2 separate regions of the Homo sapiens genome follow, and region 1 is linked to region 2. Evidence: read pairs that join two places in POLR2A ChIA-PET (ENCODE). Cell type or tissue: OCI-LY7. All regions are shown on one strand. Each heading gives the region's core, and the rest is flanking DNA. Links, peaks and the distances in the headings are about the cores only.

Region 1 (9,025 bases), core at 2,045-6,044, 160 kb after region 2:
CACCACCACGCCCGACTAATTTTTTGTATTGTTAGGTGGAGATGGGGTTTCGCCATGTTGGCCAGGTTGGTCTCAAACTCCTGACCTCAGGTGATCTGCCCGCCTCGGCCTCCCAAAGTGTTGGGATTACAGGCGTGAGCCACCACGGCTGGCTTTGATTTATCAGTTTTGAGCCCAGACCTTTCTAGAATGCCAGGTAATTTATGGTACTTATTTTTGCAGTTATGGATATTAACTTATCAGGACAATAAGGTCAAAGTCCCTGTTAGAGCTAATTAGATTCTCCTTGACAAAAATTGGAGGTAGCAACAAAGAAAATCAAGTAAGAAAATGTATGAATTGCTCAATTCGGCCGTCATTGCTAATAGCTTAATGATCATAGACATCTAGCCCTTGACAGCGAATCAGCATTTATGAACAGAGGTCATCTCATTTATGTAAGCATTCATAGAGTATGTGGGACTATATTAATGTTATGTTTTTATAAACCAGAATGCCAAGAATATCCCTATAGATGGTCATTGCTAACATTTACATCTTTAACTCTCCTTTTTTATGTTCTAATACAACCACCTATATCAATTGGATGCTTATGGCTATACACTGATTGCATGCTTGTATCTAAAAGAGGTCAAAGGTCAGGTTAATAAACATTGCATATAAAAAAGTTAAATATGGTCAACTGATTAGAAGGGTCTTATAAGTAAAGATGAGAAAGCAAATACATCACCGTGGAATTGAATATACTCTTAAAAGAAATATTTTAGAAATGTGTGACATAACTTGAAGAGCTTATAACAATGCATTTCAAGTGAAAGGTAAGTGTGCTTTAATGAAGACGTCAGTCTCATCTGTGAGTGGCTTCATTGTCTGCTCCATGCTGAAAATCCCAAATTGGGCCCAGTGTGTAGTTTACCTTGTTATCCCAGCACATTGGGAGGCCAAGGTGGGAGACTCTCTCTTTTTTTTTCCTGAGACAGAGTCTCACTCTGTCCCCCAGGCTGGAGTGCAGTAGCATGATCTCGGCTCACTGCAGCATCCACCTCCCGGCTTCAAGCCATTCTGCCTCAGCCTCCTCAGTAGCTGGGACTACAGGTGCTTGCCACCATGTCTGGCTAATTTTTCTATTTTTAGTAGAGACAAGGTTTCGACATGTTGGCCAGGCTGATCTCGAACTCCTGACCTCAAGTGATCCACTTGAGCGGGAGGATTGCTTGAGCCCAGGAGTTCAAGGTTACAGTGAGGTATGATTGTGCGCTGACACTCAGTAATCTAAATCTGAGATACTGAAGTACTGCAATTTTAGAGCCTTATAGGCAGCTGTTGTCCTACTACAGGTTGCTATTATTTTCCTTTACCAGTATTATCATGTATACTAGTTAACATTTGGAATTTGTGGCCTTTCATTAGGAGACATCTAAAAAGGGGTGAACGGGTAATTTTTTTTGTTTGTTTGAAAATGTTATTCTCTGTGCCCAGGGAATATGGAATAGACATGTCACTCTGCACTGAATGCGTTAATCAGTTTTTGTTAGCAGCATGGCATAATGAGTATATTAACTACAACACCTACGTTGGCAGCCAGCAGTGTGCTTGTGAAATCTTTTAGAAAACAGAAATCTGGTGAGAAGTGTTCCTGAGCAGTTGAAGTATTGTTGGGTGCAGAGGGAGGGCGTTACATAGAACAAATAAAGTAGAAAAAATTTATCCTCCAAAAAGTAGTTGTTTCACCACTGAAAGCCATGAGACTTCAAGACGTTTTATCTGTGGATTGAGATGTGGCTGTCTAATTTATGTAGGACTTACAGAGTTCTTTTTGTATTTTGATTTTTCATTTAACTTTGTCATTTAAAGAACTTCAAGGTACATTTCCATTTGATGAAAAAAGTTATGTAAAACATTTATTTTAAGGATGGTTTCTCATTTTTTAGTATATATTATATGCTACTGTAAATTATTTTTCCCTTCCACTTCCAATTAAAACATATCTGACTTGAAAAAATATCTTCAGCAGAAATAAGAAAAGTTTCTATTTAAGCAGAGTTCTTGGCACTTAAGAGGTGTTCAATAAGTTTTTATGGAATAAATTAATGTATGCATGAATGAAAAATATTATTCTGAATTTGGACTTCCTACTCCCATAATTTGGGTTACAGTATAGCTTTGGTGTACAAAGGCCTTCTGTTCAGCCCTCATTCCCATGTCTATTTTCCTCCCCACCTCACAGGCACACTCTCTAATGTGTTTGATATGTCCTTGATTCTATGTGCATCTTTGTAAAATACTTACTGATTCTTTTGGTGTATGTATTTTTAATTAAAAAATTGCTCATTATACCACACTGTTGTAGAATTTGGCTATAGAATTCTCCTTGTAGAAATGCTGTAGATCTTACTCTGGTTTTTACTTTTTTCAGTGAGCACTATGTTTTAAGATCTATGTTATGGGCCTGGCGCGGTGGCTCACGCCTGTAATCCCAGCACTTTGGGAGGCCAAGGTGGGCAGATCACGAGGTCAGGAGTTCGAAACCATCCTGGCCAGCATGGTGAAACCCTGTCTCTACTAAAAATACAAAAAATTAGCTGGGTGTGGTGGTGCGCACCTGTGGTCCCAGCTATTCGGGAGGCTGAGGCAGGAGAATTGCTTGAACCCAGCAGGTGGAGGTTGCAATGAGCCAAGATTGTGCCACTGCACTCCAGTCTGAGTGACAGGGTGAGACTCCATCTAAAAAAAAAACAAAAAAAGATCTGTTCATGTGGATGTAGATTTAGCTAACTGCTTCGAGCTGCAGCATAGTATTCTGTGGTGTGCATCCATTCTCATAGTGATGGGCACCTAGGCTACCATAAACAATGATACCAGTAACAGTCTTGCACATGTCCATTATGGACATGTTTGAGAATTCTCAGGGACACAGACCCAGGAGTGGACATGTTTGAGAATTCTCAGGGGCACAGACCCAGGAGTGGCATTGCGGCATAAGTACTATGAGGCTGTTGAATGGTTGTATAAGCTTATACCCATAAGCATTGTGTTCCTATAACCGCCCCTCCCAACACTTGGTATTATCCACATTTCTAATTTTGGCCTTTTAGTAATGTCTCATTTTAATTTTTATTTTATTTATTTATTTATTTATTTATTTTGAGATGGAGTCTCGCTCTGTCGCTCAGGCTGGAATGCAGTGGCATGATCTTGGTTCCAGCTATTCTCCTGCCTCAGCCTCCCGTGTAGCTGGGATTACAGGCGTGTACCACCACACCTGGCTAATTTTAGTAGAGATGGGGTTTCACCATGTTGGCCAGGCTGGTTTCGAACTCCTGACCTCAAATGATCCACCTGCCTCGGCCTCCCAAAGTGCTGGGATTACAAGCGTGAGCCACTGTGCTTGGCATTTTTTTTTTTTTTTTTTTTTGAGACAGAGTCTCACTCTGTCTCCCAGGCTGGAGTGCAGTGGCACAATCTTGGCTCACTTCAACCTCCATCTCCTGGGTTCAAGCAATTCTCCTGCCTCAGCCTCCTGAGTAGCTGGGATTACAGGTGTGTGCCACCACACCTAGCTAATTTTTTTGTATTTTTAGTAGAGGCAGGATTTTGCCATGTTGGCTAGGCTGTTTAATTTTTATTTCTAGTTACCAGTGAGTTTAATCATTTCTTCATATACTAGTTAGCCATTTTCCTTTGCCTCTTCATATCCTTTGTTTCCTGTATTTTTCTTGTTGATTTATAGAACTCCTTAATATATATAATATTTCTTAAATCCCTGGTTGGTTTTGGACCATATAAATATCATCTTCTGGGATGTCATCTGTTAACTTTGCCTAGGTGTTTTTTGTTTTTTGTTTTTTGTTTTGAGACAGAATCTTGCTCTGTTGCCCAGGCTGGAGTACAGTGGTGCGATCTCAGCTTACCGCAACCTCTGCCTCCTGGGTTCAAGCAATTCTCCTGCATCAGCTTCCCGAGTAGCTGGGACTACAGACGCGTGCCACCATGCCTGGCTAATTTTTTGTATTTTTAGTAGAGACGAGGTTTCACCGTGTTAGCCAGGATGGCTTTGATCTCCTGACCTCATGATGTGCCCGCCTCGGCCTCCCAAAGTGCTGGGATTACAGGCGTGAGCCACTGCGCGTGGCTGCCTTGTTCTTTACCGAATGGAAATTCTTGATTTTGATGTAGTCACATCCATCATTTTTTAGCCTACTGTATTTGCCTTATTACTGCTTCTTGGACTTAGATCATCCAGATTGTCTCCCTAAATTTCTTTTAGCTTTATGGCTTTACATTTCCCCTTAAGTTTTTAATGTATATGGAGCAATCTTTGGATGTGGTATAGGTTGGATCCAGCCTTATTATTTTTTTATTTCCCAATACCATCCACTAAACTAGCTGAACCTTCCAGTTGATTTGTAGTAACACCCTTATTGTAAATCAAGTTTCTCACCTTTCTATTCTATCTCATTGGTGTATTTATCTCGAAGTTTCTTAAAGGGGGCACAGTTAGTAGAGTAGGTATGTTTAGCACTGCTGGGCCTGTCCACTCAATGTCAGTAGTGTTGCCCTGTCATTGTGACATCCATGATGGCCCATGCATTTCCAGACACACCCTAGATGAGATCCTGTACCATATCATGTTTATTACTGTTCCTTTCTAGTATTTCTTAAGATATGGCAGGATGGATTCCCTGTCTTTGCTTTTTTTTTTCAAAATTGATATAACTATCTGTGGATCTTTTTTTTAAATATTTAGATTTAGTTTATCTAGTTTCCTCCCTCCCCAAAATGTCCTGTTGTAATTTTGATTAAGATTGAGATTATAATTTGATTTAGATTAATTTACGAAGCTTTGGCATCTTTTTACAAAGTTAAGTCAGCATATCCATGAGTATGAAAGAATGAACATAGTATTTTATTTTATTATTATTTAACTGGAGGAACTATTGGGTATGTATTATGTTTTGTAAGAGAATAGTGTATTTTCTCAAAGTTTGAAAAGGAAGGAAAACTATACTTTATGCAGAAGCATAAAGTATAATGAACCTTCTCCAATGACATCATAATATGTTAAACATTCTTCTTTTTCTCTTTGCTGGTTTTATGACTATGACTTTTGAATATCTATGAGCAAAAACATTATTTCCTGCCCTTAATGTTTTTCAAACAAAGCCACGCCTACTATTTGAGTTTTCCAAATACTTTGATTTTGTTTTGCCTTGAAACTTAGACTTTTTTTTCCTTTAGTTTCTTTTTCCCCTTAGAAATCTTGATTGGAAAAATCATATTTTTAGATGTGATTTTAAAACATTTATTTTAACCTTTCCAAGAATCTTTTTGAATTTAGTTTTTATTTATGTTAAGACTATATACAGCATAAAAAGAATATTACCTGCCTTTCCCTTTCCCAACATTTTGCCTCTCTAGGGACCTCTGTTTTCTATTCTTCTAGCTGGGCTTTTTTTTTTTTTTTTTTTTTTTTTTTTTTTGGTATTTAATGCCATATTTCTGAACAGTAGGCTTATGCTTACAAAAATCTGCGTAGGGGCCGGGCAGGGTGGCTCACGCCTGTAATCTCAGCACTTTGGGAGGCCGAGGTGGGTGGATCACGAGGTCAGGAGTTTGAAATCAGCCTGGCCAACATGGTGAAACCCCATCTCTACTAAAAATACAAAAAATTATCCAGGTGTGGTGGCAGGCGCCTGTAATCCCAGCTACTCGGGAGGCTGAGGCAGGAGAATTGGTGGAATCCGGAAGACAGAGGTTGCAATGAGCCAAGACCATACCACTGCACTCCAGCCTGGGCAACAGAGCGAGACTCCATCTCAAAATAAAAGAATAAAAAATAAATAAAATAAATAAAAATCTGTGTAGGTTCTTTTCTAGACCTGCCCAGCTTTTATCCTGGGATCTACTTCCCCTCGTATCCTGGGTATTTCCTTTGCCTTCTTACGGAGAACCCCCTGTTTTCCTTGACTTGATATCTTTCTCCTTTATTGTTTATATTTTAATTTGTGTGGAGCATGTCCCCCAGAAGCTCCTGAGAAAAAGGTGCATGAGATGTAAATTTGTTTGGGAATCTGCATATATGAAAATATCTTTATTTTCTTTTATACTTGATTTATAGTTTACCTGGGTATAGAATTCTAGATAAGAGAATATTTTCTCTGACTTTATCAGGCATCACTCTATTGGCTTCTAGCTTCTGTTGCTGCTGACGAGAAGTCTGATGATGTTCTGATTCTTGGTTATTTTTTTCCTCCCTGGAAATGTTCTGAAATTTTAATATAATTAGCCTCATTCTAGGCCTTGTTTTGTCTGTTATGCTGGACGCTTGGAGGGCCTTTTCAATTTGGTAACACTTTTCAGTTCTGGGAAATTTTCTTGAATTTTTAAATTCTAACCAATCTCTTCCTTTTCCTCCTTGCCCCCAGTTTTCTCTGTTCTTCCTCTCGAACTCTCAATACTTGTGTTGGAATTTCTAGACTGATGAGTCCTTTAATTTTCCTTTCCTATTTCCCATCTTTTTGTCTCTTTATTCTACTTTCTGGGGGGTGTCTTGAACTTCATCTTAAGACCTTTCTAATTAGTTTTATATTTATGCTGTCATATTTTTAATTTTTAAGTTTTTTTTTTCTGTGAATGTTGCTTTTTAATAGTCATCTATTTTTGTTTCAGATGGACTAGCTCTTCTCTGAACATGTTCTTTCCTCAGCTTTCTGTAAAATCTGTGTTTCCTTAAAATACATTACTTGTTCATTTCATTTATTTTGATCTTTCATTTAGGGAATTTCCTTAAAAGTATAGCTTTGGCTGTTTTACTCATATTCAGGAGTGAGCCACGAAAAAACTGAAAGCTGGATTTGCCCAAGTGTCAGCTTCTGAAAGTTAACTGGTGGTTTATTCTTGGAGAGGACACCTCTAGCAGTCAGTATTTGTGCTTTTCTCTTGACCAGGTTCATCCCCAGAAAGAATGTTCCTATTATCTGCTTAGGGCTTACAAACCTGGCTGTATCATTTGGGAAGCTGAGTGGGGAAAATGGCTAGGGATGTTTCACCTTTCACGATATCAACTTTCTCTTAATCACCATCTTTTTTAGACTGGTGGGCCTGCCCCTAGTTGTGCCTAGTCCAGAGTCTCTCTAGTAATCTTTCCAGAGAACAAACCTCCCATCCTCTGCCCAGCAGCTGCTTGGAGACAGGGCAGCAATCTAGGGGTAGAACTTTTACTCCATTCTCCTTTTTTTAGCTTTGTCTGCTATCCCCACTTTCAGAGGCACTTTGAGTTTTTCTGGTTTGTCTTAGCACAATTCAGTTTGATTTGGGCTTCCCCTTAATATAGAAAGACCCTCCGTCTCTACATAAAACTAGAAAAAAAAAAATTAACCAGGTGTGGTGGCATGCACCTGTGGTCCCAGCTACTTGGGAGGCTGAGGTGAAAAGATAGCTTGCACTCTGGAGTTTGAGGCTGCAGTGAGCCGTGATTGCGCCACTGCACTCCAGCCTGGGCGACAGAGGAAGACCCTGTTTCAAAAACAAACAAAACATAGAGGCAGAGTCTCGTTATGTTAGCCAGGCTGGTCTCAAACTGCTGGCCTCAAGCAGTCCTCCCACTCTGGCCTCTGAAAGTGCTGGGATTATAGGCATGAGCCACCATACCTCTCTGACCTATGTTTAAAGTTAGAAAGCATTTTTGTAGAATGAGTGCAGATTCATAGTTGAGTAACTTCTCAAACAAGGCTAACTTCCAACTAAGTTTTACCACAGGCAAAAAACCTACTTAAATAAATTTTATGTTCCTTGCCACCGATTTAGGGTTACTAGAATTGCAGCAATTCAAAGCAATTATCTTGGGCCTGTGTGTTGCTGCTTCCTTGCTTTGTGATCCTGGGTCATTTCCTAATGAAATTGGGCCCTCTGTGCTTCATGCTGTAAAATCCTGCTGATACCCACCTCATTGTGAGAATTAACTGAGCAAGTGTACATGAAAACACCTCACACAATATGGTATCTAGGAGGAAGTATAATAAATATTCATAAATGTTTTCTCATTAAAATTATTGCTTTGCTGACAAAATTGCTATATAGTATTTATAAGAAGTGCTTGATAATGACAGAATTAATGATTTTAATGTATGCTGGCAGACTGAACTTTACCAATTAATATTTATTATATGTGGGACATATAAGAAGCAGGATTAGATTTAAGCAGAGTGATGAAGTAGCAACTCTGGTATATGCTATATAGAAGGTGATTTTTGTGGCTGATGCTGCCGCTCTACAAACTAAATGGGATTTGGTATTGTTTTTATTTGCATTTATCTTGGATGACTGAGGAGAATGCAAGCACATTCCTTTGCTCTCAGGTCACATTTTTTGGTGAGAAGGAATTCCCAATCTGGCTAAGATCGTATGTCCTTTAGTTCTTATTAAGCTGTCAGTTAAAATTATAAAGACCCAGATACCCAACACATTTTAGGATTCTTGAATTCTACCTGAATGATGAAGCTCTTTTATCCCAGCCTGCCCCAGAACACCTGGGATGTTTGAATATCAGTGTTTCTTTTTGCTAGAATAATGACATAAAGTCTTTGCTTTCTTTGGTAGCAAAGAAAGAATACCTAACATATATACAGCTCTTGCCAGTTTATAATGCACTTACACACATTTTCTTATTTGATCTTTGCAGCTCTTTTGGAAGAAAGTAGAGCTGATGTTACATCCTTTACAAATGAGCATCCCAGCTACTTGGGAGGCTGAGGTGGGAGGGTCGCTTGAGCCCTGGAGCCTGGAGTTCAAGGCCAGCCTGGGCAACATAGTGAGACTCTGTCTCTAAAAAAAGAATTTTATAAATGTTAGGCAGCATATTGCCTAGGAAGTAAAATTTAAGATAAATGTAAAAAATGGGGTCCTCAGCCCAGCGTGGTGGTGGCCCACGCCTATAATCCCAGCACTTTTGTAGGCCAAGGTGGGCAGATCACTTGAGGCCAGGAGTTCAAGACCAGCTTGGACAACATGGTGAAACCCTGTTTCT
Region 2 (9,025 bases), core at 3,351-7,350:
GTTTTTACTTGTACTGTCTCATTTAATATTTATTCACCACAACTCTAGGTAGTAAACACCTCTATCTCCAATTTACAGATAGGAAACTGAGGCTCAGAAAGGCAAACTTGCTCAAAGTAATTTAGCTAGTAAGTGGCAGAGCTTGGAATTGAACGAGGATCTATCTGATTTCAAAGTCTAGGCTCTTTACTCGTGAATTAACTCTCAGTCTGAGCATTGACTTTCCTAATATATCAAACACTGAGACAGGGAGGCTGAAATATAAAGGGATTTTTTTAAATGCTGCTGCTAGTATGGGAGAGGGATAGAATTGGAAGGGATTCCTTGGAAGTTAATGTATTTAAGAAAGGATAGCCACTGGGCACAGTGGCTCACGCCTGTAATCCCAGCACTTTGGGAGGCCAAGGTGGGCGGATCACGAGGTCAGCAGTTCGAGACCAGCCTGACCAACATGGTGAAACCTCATCTCTACTAAAAATACAAAAAAAAAAAAAAAAAAAACGTTAGCCGGGCGTGGTCGCACGGGCCTGTAATCCCACCTACTCAGGAGGCTGAGGTGGGAGAATCACTTGAACCCGGGAGGCGGAGGTTGCAGTGAGCCAAGATCACGCCATCGCACTCCAGCCTGGGCAACAGAGTGAGACTCCGTCTCAAATAAATAAATAAATAAATAAAAGGAAAGAAAGAAAAGAAAGAAAAGATAGCCAAGTTAAAAAAAGATGCAGGAGGTGAGAGGTCAGGTCAAATTCTGGAAGATTGCAGCAAAGGGGAAGATTTAGGAGGAATACTATAGCTGTATGCAAATATTTAAAAGTTTGCCCTGGCAAACCTTGAAGTAGGGGGTTAGTGGGACTAGTGGAGGCAGATTTTCAAAAAACGTAGAACTTTCTAACAAATGGGGCTTAGAGCTCATGCTATAAGAGGGGCCTCTGCCAGCAAGACGACCTCAAAGCCCCTTCGCCTGTAAACCCCTGATGTGATTTTCCCCCTGCTTTCCTCTTCTATGTCATTCTTTGCTCTCCCATACTCCCTGGCCCGTGGTAGTCCCTGATCGTCCACCAGGTGGAGCTGTTGCCCCGTGTGTCACCTTGGGGTGACTGGATTGGGTGAATGAAGAGTGTTGCCGGGTTCTTCAGGCGCTGACTGGTTTCAGGGAGCCTCTGCTCCCAGCCCATCACCAGCTGTTTACACACCGGGGCCCAGAGAACTGCTTTTGATCCAGCAAAGCCCCCGTAAAAGGTGCTCTTCTGTCTTGTCCAGGCTCCGGCCAGAACGTGCAGGCCTCCGCCTCTGCGGCATACACCCGTCCCCAGGTCAGGGATTTCTTCCACATCTTCTCTTTCCCCTTCCTGACTGTCCTTTCCCTTTGAGAGAGAGGGACCCGTGTGCCCAGAGCAGAGGGCAGGACCGACGGCCCTGCGAGCCAGCAGGGTAGCTAATGTGGCATGGCCTTTTATGCCCTTCAGAGGGCATGACACCTGTGTCATCTCCCGGAAGGGGCCTCAGGAGCCCCACCTCTCTGAAACTATTTGCACTCAGTGGCCTGACCAGTTCTCCCACCCTGGGTGAAATTCCCCAGGACAGTCGTTCCTGAGGTGAGGGCTGAGGGGTTATCTCTGGAAGGAGACGGTTGCTGGTACCTCCGTCGTTGGCCCAGATCTGCTTGCTGCCCCCTCAGACCTTTAGAGAGGCACAGAGCCACTGGGCCTCCAGGGACACAGAGGCAGAGCCCAGAATGAGCAAGGACACCCTGATTTTTTTGAGACAGGGTCTCACTCTGTCGCCCAGGCTGGAGTGCAGTGGCGTGATCTCGGCTCACTGCAGCCTCGACTTCCCAGGCAGAGTTGATCTCCCCATCTCAGCCTCCTGAGTAGCTGGGACAACACGCGTGGCGCCACCATGCTCAGCTAATTTTTTATTATTTTGTTGAAATGGAGTCTCACTCTGTCGCCCCGGCTGGAGTGCATTGGCACGATCTTGGCCCACTGCAACCTCCGCCTCCCAGATTCAAGTGATTCTCCTGCTTCAGCCTCCCAAGTAGCTAGGATTACAGGCACCCGCCACCACACCCTGCCAACTTTTTGTATCTTTGACGAGGTTTCACCATGTTGGCCAGGATGGTCTTGAATTCCTGACCTCAGGATCCATCCGCCTCGGCCTCCCGAAGTGCTGGGATTACAGGTGTAAGCCACCGCGCCCAGCATACTCAGCTAGTTTTTTGTAGAGATAGTGTTTTGCAGTTTCACCCTGTTGCCCAGGCTGGTCTTGAGCTCCTGGACCCAAGCAGTCCTCCTGCCTCGGCCTCCCAAAGTGCTGAAATTACAGGCGTGGGCCACTGTGCCTGGCCAGAGACACCCATTTTGCAGGTGAGCAAACCAAGGTACTGAGAGGTCTAGCAGCTTGCTTCCTTACACACAGCCCATCTGTGGCTGAGCTGGAAGTCTGACTCAGCCATTTGGCTGTAACATTTGTGCATGTAACCACTAATCTGTGCCATCTCTCATGGAGTGGTCGAGAGAGCCTCTACAGACAAACGACCCCACTTCGAGTCCTAGCTCAGCTCCTTTCTGGCTGTGTGAAAGTTTCTTTGTCTGTAAAATGGGCATAACTATAGACCCCACCTCTCTGGGTAATGGTGAGAATTAATAATAACCAATATTAGTTGAATGCCTACTATATGTCAGGTGTCTTTTTTGCATCCTCACGGCAGACCATGAGGGAGGCATTATTATTCTGCTTCTTATACATAAGGAAACTGAGGCACAGGGGAGGCAGAGAGACTGCAGGATTAAGACTTCCAGCCAGGCGCAGTTGCTCATTCATGTAATCCCAGCACTTTGGAAGGCTGAGGCGGGTGGATCACCTGAGGCCAGGAGTTCGAGACCACCCTGACCGACATGGAGAAACCCCGTCTCTACTAAAAAGACAAAATTAGCTGGGTGTGGTGGCGCATGCCTGTAATCCCGGCTACTCGGGAGGCTGAGGCAGAAGAATCGCTAGAACCCAGGAGGCAGAGGTTGTGGTGAGCCGAGATCGCGCCATTGCACTCCAGTCTGGGCAAGAAGAACGGAACTCCGTCTCAAAAAAAAAAAAACCCACTTCCGAGCCTACGCTTCCCTAAGATTATGAGGCAGTACACACAAAGCCCTGCTGAGTGGTGGGCAGGCCATACGTCCTTTGAGTGATAGCTGCTGTCATTATCACCATATCATGGGCATCATCGTCTCCCAGATAGAGGTCCTCGGGGTGGATATGGGGCCATCTAGATCCAAAGAGACAGCCCTGGTTTCTTTCCTCACCATCCCACCTATGGCTTCATGTTATCCTCTTTTCTAAAATAAAAATCGGTCCACAAGCTCTGGCCTGTGGTCAGACAGTTGGACAGAATATTTGAAGCTGGGGCTGTCCCAGAAACTCCCAGTTCTGGCCCCAGCTTTTGCTGCTCCAACTCACCCTCCCTCTTGTTCTCTGTTCTCTTCCTTCTCTGCTGTTCCTCCCTGCCACCTCCCCTGAGGTCCCTGAGTTCTGGGAAAGGAAGCCGGAGCAGGGGCCTCAGACAGATGCAGACCTTGAGCTCCAATTTGGGCTCCAGATGGAGGAGGGAGGACCAGCCCGGGGCAGGAGCATGAGGCGCAGAGGGCCCCCAGTCTGCCTGTCCCTGGGAAGACGTCTGTTTATTATTCGCAAAGTCTTAAGCTCTGGTTTGTTAAGCTTTGCCATGCTGGGTGCTGTGGAATCCACTGGGAATAAGGCCCAGGGGAGGTTTATTCTACTCTGGCAAGTGGCTATCACAAAGCTGTCTTTGGGTTATAGAGGGGAGGAGTGCTGTTTCCTCCCAGCAGCCGGCCCCTAGGATGCAAGGCTGCCTTTTCCTTTCCTCCCAGCTCCATTGTCTTTTCTGTAAGCGGTGTCTGCTATAGAACCACAAACTTGGAGACTCTTCAAATGTGGCATCTATTTTCATCCTGGGGTTACAAGCCCTCAGATGTACTGAGTGACTGAGCGTAGGCCAGGGCATAGAACATGCTAGTTTTCTCCAGGCCTTCTCTTCCTTCTTTCCAGTCAGCTGGTACCTGCTGGTCCTGGGGGAACTCCCATCTTTTCTTTGAATTCTACCTCTAGGACCCAACTGAGTTTTTCTCTCATATCCCTTGATCTCCGAGGGTACAGCCTTTTCCGGCCTGGGCCCAGCCTTTTGGGTTCTTAAAACTTTTTTCAGTCACTGGACTTGAGCTGGGTGCCTCCTGGGTGGTCCTCAGAAAGTTTTTCCTCCCCCCTGTTTCTTCTCTGCCTTTCCTCTGACACAGGTTCTAGAAGTCATTTTTTGGTGCTTCTTGTGGGAATCTGTTGTGTGGCTTTTCTCTGAATCCTCATGTGTTCCCAGACACATGGCACTCAAGATGTTGGTGATAATAATAGTGCATCTTTACACAACACTTCCATGTGCCAGGGGCTGTTGTAAGTGCTGCCATATCCTGTATGCCATTTGTACATAAGTCAGTTTATAATAAGTATGGATATTTATTAACCCATTTCTCAGCTATTCCTCACAAACATATTCTATGAGGTTTTTTTTTTTGTTTTTTTTTTGTTTGTTTGTTTGTTTTTGAGATGGAGTCTTGCTCTGTCACCCAGGCTGGAGTGCAGTGGCACGATCTCGGCTCACTGCAACCTCTGCCTCCTGGGTTCAAGCAATTCTCTGCCTCAGCCTCCCTAGTAGCTGGGATTAGAGGCACCCACCACCACACCCAGCTAAATTTTGTATTTTCAGTAGAGACTGGGTTTCACCATGTTGGCCAGTCTGGTCTGGAACTCCTGACCTTGTGATCCACCCGCCTCAGCCTCCCAAAGTGCTGGAATTACAGGCATGAGACACTGTGCCTGGCCGAGGTTTTTTATTTTGCAGATAAAGCCCCTGAGGCACAGAGGTTAAGTATCTAGTCCAAAGTCATATAGCTGGTTGTATTGAGAGCCTGGTGGCTGAAATAACTCTGACCTCAGTCAGACTTTTCTTTTTTGTTGTTGTTTTTGTTTTTGTTTTGAGACAGAGTCTCGCTCTGTTGCCCAGGCTGGAGTGCAATGGCACGATCTCAGCTCACTGCAACCTCCACCTCCTAGGTTCAAGTGATTCTCCTACCTCAGCCTCCTAAGTAGCTGGGATTACAGGCTCCCACCACCATGCCCAGCTAATTTTTGTATTTTTAGTAGAGACAGGGTTTCGTCATGTTGTCCAGGCTGGTCTTGAACTCCTGACTTCAGGTGATCCACCCGCCTCAGCCTCCCAAAGTGCTGGGATTACAGGCGTGAGCCACTGTGCCCGGTTCAGACTTTTCATGCACACTGTGTGCACCACACACGTGTGTGTGCACATGTGTATCCACCTACCAGGGCAAGTGTGAGATTACACTGGGTTCCCTGTTGAGACATTGTCACGTACACAGTCTCAGGACTAGTAGAGCAGGCTGGTAGGCCCCTGACTGCCTGTGTGCGTGACATGCAGGGATGCACGGAGATGTGATGGTGTTGACACGAATCCCCCCGGGCAAGCCCAGAGCATCCTGGATCCCCCAGTGCCTTCTGGCCAGTGCTTTAGGATTGTCCACTAAGCCAAGAAGGTGGAAGGGAGGGAGCAAGGGTGCCCCAGCCCTGCCACAGCAGGAAGATCAGGTGTCACACACAGCCCCGGAAGCAGGAGTGGGTGGTGGTGAATGTGAGCTCTGCTAGGTGGGGCTGGGCCCTAACCTATCTGGGGAGCTCTGGTTGAATCAGCCCAACCACAGCCACCCCAACTGCGGCAATGGTGCAAACAAGCTTTTCCTCCAGCTGCCCTTCAATGCTCATTTTCCTTTCCTCGCTCTTGTATGAGACTCAGGCTTTGGGAGGAGTGTGCGATTAGGCCAGCAGCTGAGAGCGTAAGTCTGGAGGGGGTGGTTCAGCTGGGTCCTAGTGCAGGACCTCTCACCTTGGCCTTCAAGTGACACCTGAGACCTTCACCCAGCAATGGGTGGCAGCCCTGGCCTAGAGGGGATGCCACATACCCTGTCCAGAGGACAGGACTACATGGGTCGAGGACTCCTGGGCTCAGTCACCTAGTATATTCATCCAACATCTGTAAGTCTCAGAGGCCTTGGAACCATTCACTTGTCCATTCTTCATGTAGTGGAGCCACATTTGACACAGTGTTGGGTTCAAAGTCAGTGTAAAAACAAGACACACATCAAAGTTACTATTAAAGTCTCTATTTTAAAGAGACTGCTCATAAAACACAGGATACATGATTTGGACATTCTCTTCCATTTCTAAGATTCCTCAGCATGGCCAGTTTTTGTTGGAACACAGGCTCTGGTCTTTGGTTAAGCATTATGTTAAGCCTGGGTGAAGGGATCACATCATATAAATAGTACATAGGTTTCTGTGGTTGGTTGGTGTCTCTTCCAGTAGATATAACTGAATTTATGACCGTTAAATATGCACATTTAGGAATTCAGTATGCATACTTTTATGGTCTAGCTGGGCCTCAAGAAAGGTTTCAACTACAATGCTGTGGGAATCTGGAGGAAGGAGTGGTTGCTTTTGCATGGGTTAACCAGGAATTTCTTCTCAAAGGTGCCATTTGAGGAGATAAAAGAAGAATGGATTAGATGAGAAATTATTCCGGAGCAGTTTTAAATGGTGGTTGCTTTTGGGTCTTTTTACTCTTCTGAATGTTCTGAGTTTTTTACTGAAGGCCATATTATAGAAATAATTTTTATGTTATTTCTATGGCAATTATTAGGCTTATTTCTTATTCTTTTTCTATAGTATTACTGATTATTTCTTATTTCTAAAAGAACTAGTGGTTATTTCTATAATCACTATTATTTGTAGAACAATGATTATTTTTGATATGCCCTCTTCTTGCTTTTTTTTTTTTTTAGTTGAGATGGGGTCTCACTCTGTCACCCAGGCTAGAGTGTAGTGGCACAGTCTCAGCTCACTGCAGCTCCTGCCTCCTGGGCTCAAGCAGTTCTCCTGCCTCAACCTCCCAAGTAACTGGGACCACAGGCACAAGCCACCACGCCCAGTTAATTTTTTGTATTTTTGGTGGAGACAGGGTTTTGCCATGTTGCGCAGGCTGGTCTTGAACTCCTGGGCTCAAGCGATCTGCCCACCTTGGCCACCCAAAGTGCTGGTATTACAGATGTGAGCCACTGCACCCTGCCCTAATATAGTTAAAAAAAATCCAGCAGCACAATGGGGCCAAGAGGTAAAAATGTGAATAAGGGTAAAGAATACCAAGAACTAGATAACCAGGCTTGGAATTGGGCATTTTAGAGACTGACATATTAGGTCTGCTGCAGCAATTTTTAAGCCTTCTGATCTCAGGACCACTTTACATTCTGAAAAATTATTGAGGATCCCAAAGAACTTTTTTTTTTTTTTTTTTTTGAGACCGAGTCTCACTCTGTCGCCCAGGGTGGAGTGCAATGGCGCAATCTCGGCTCACTGCAACCTCCGCCTCCCGGGTTCAAGCGATTCTCGTGCCTCAGCCTCCTGAGTAGCTGGGATTACAGGCATGTGCGACCACACCCAGCTAATTTTTGTATTTTTATTAGAGACAGGGTTTCACCATTTTGGTCAGACTAGTCTTGAACTCCTGACCTCATGATCCGTCCGCCTCGGCCTCCCAAAGTGCTGTGATTACAGGCGCATGCCACTATGCCTGGCCAGAACTTTTGTTTTTTAGGCTATACCTAATAATCGGTGCACCCGACATGGCATTCCCTGGAATAAATAATATAAGCTTTTGACTTGTCCCTCCCTATACCTGTTGTTATTTTGTTTCTGATAAAAAATTTGATATGAGAAATTTTAAATATTAATTTATTTAAAGTAACAATAAGAAACTCATTGCATGTTAACATAAGCATTGTAATTTTTTTTTGGCCAGGCGCGGTGGCTCACGCCTGTAATCCCAGCACTTTGGGAGGCCGAGGCGGGCGGATCACAAGGTCGAGAGATTGAGACCATCCTGGCCAATATGTTGAAAACCGTCTCTACTAAAAATACAAAAATTAGCTGGGCATGGTCGTGCATGCCTGTAGTCCCAGCTACTTGGGAGGCTGAGGCAGGAGAATCGCTTGAACCAGGGAGTCAGAGGTTGCAGTGAGCCGAGATCGTGCCACTGCACTCCAGCCTGGTGGCAAAGCGAGACTCCGTCTTAAAAAAAAAAACAAAACGGCCGGGCACAGTGGCTCACGCCTGTAATCCCAACACTTTGGGAGGCCAAGGCGGGTGGATCACGAGGTCAGGAGATCGAGACCATCCTGGCTAACACAGTGAAACCCTGTCTCTACTGAAAAATACAGAAAAATTAGCCAGGTGTGGTGGCGGGCACCTTTAGTCCCAGCTACTCGGGAGGCTGAGGCAGGAGAATGGCGTGAACCCGAGAGGCGGAGCTTGCAGTGAGCTGAGATCACGCCACTGCATTCCAGCCTGGGTGACAGAGCAAGAGTCTGTCTCAAAAAAACAAAACAAAACAAAACAAAAAATCCATAAGCATTGTATTTTTTTAAATGAAAACTATTTTCCAAAACAAAAATAATGAGAAGTATAGCCTTGTTTTACATTTTTGCAAATCTCGTTAATGCCTGACTTCATAGAAGACAGCTGGATTTTCATCAGTTTCTGATTTAATCTGTTGCAATATGTTTTCATTGATGTATATGAAGAAAATTTGGCCTCAGGCAGGTATCTCATTAGAAAAGAGAGGACTGGCCAGGCACAGTGGCTCATGCCTGTAATCTCAGCACTTTGGGAGGCCAAGGCGGGCAGATAACTTGAGCCCAGGAGTTGGAGACCAGCCTAGACAACATGGCAAAATTTTGTCTCTACAAAAGACCCAAAACTTAGCCAGGCTTGGTGGTGTGCGCCTGTAGACCAGGAGGAGGCTGAGGTGGGAGGATTGCTTGAACCTGGGAGGTGGAGGCTGCAGTGAGTAGTGATTGTGCCACTGCACTCCAGCCTGGGTGACAGAGGGAGACCC

What was found. Peaks named below come from ENCODE experiments on the same cell type or tissue, not always from the same donor. Only the 100,000 strongest peaks of a DNase experiment are listed, where the experiment ranks them.
Region 1: POLR2A ChIA-PET joins it to region 2 with 12 read pairs; 18 of 35 experiments call an interaction of 5 or more read pairs at or near these places.

What each region holds. Positions count from the first base shown.
Region 1 is chr6:41,877,744-41,886,768 of GRCh38, reverse strand. The region is part of intron 2 of USP49 (ubiquitin specific peptidase 49); the gene reads left to right. Among named protein-coding and RNA genes, the nearest start is that of USP49, 13 kb to the left of the region's middle. In OCI-LY7, for the core only: no CTCF peak of the experiment used is centred there; no DNase peak of the experiment used is centred there.
Region 2 is chr6:42,036,434-42,045,458 of GRCh38, reverse strand. It overlaps a transcript of CCND3 not described here. Among named protein-coding and RNA genes, the nearest start is that of TAF8, 9.6 kb to the left of the region's middle. RefSeq lists enhancers at 1-147, 740-789, 1,501-2,001 and a silencer at 5,617-5,838. In OCI-LY7, for the core only: a CTCF peak has its summit at 5,767; a DNase peak (open chromatin) is centred at 5,738; H3K4me3 peaks cover 1,420 bases; H3K27ac peaks cover 4,000 bases.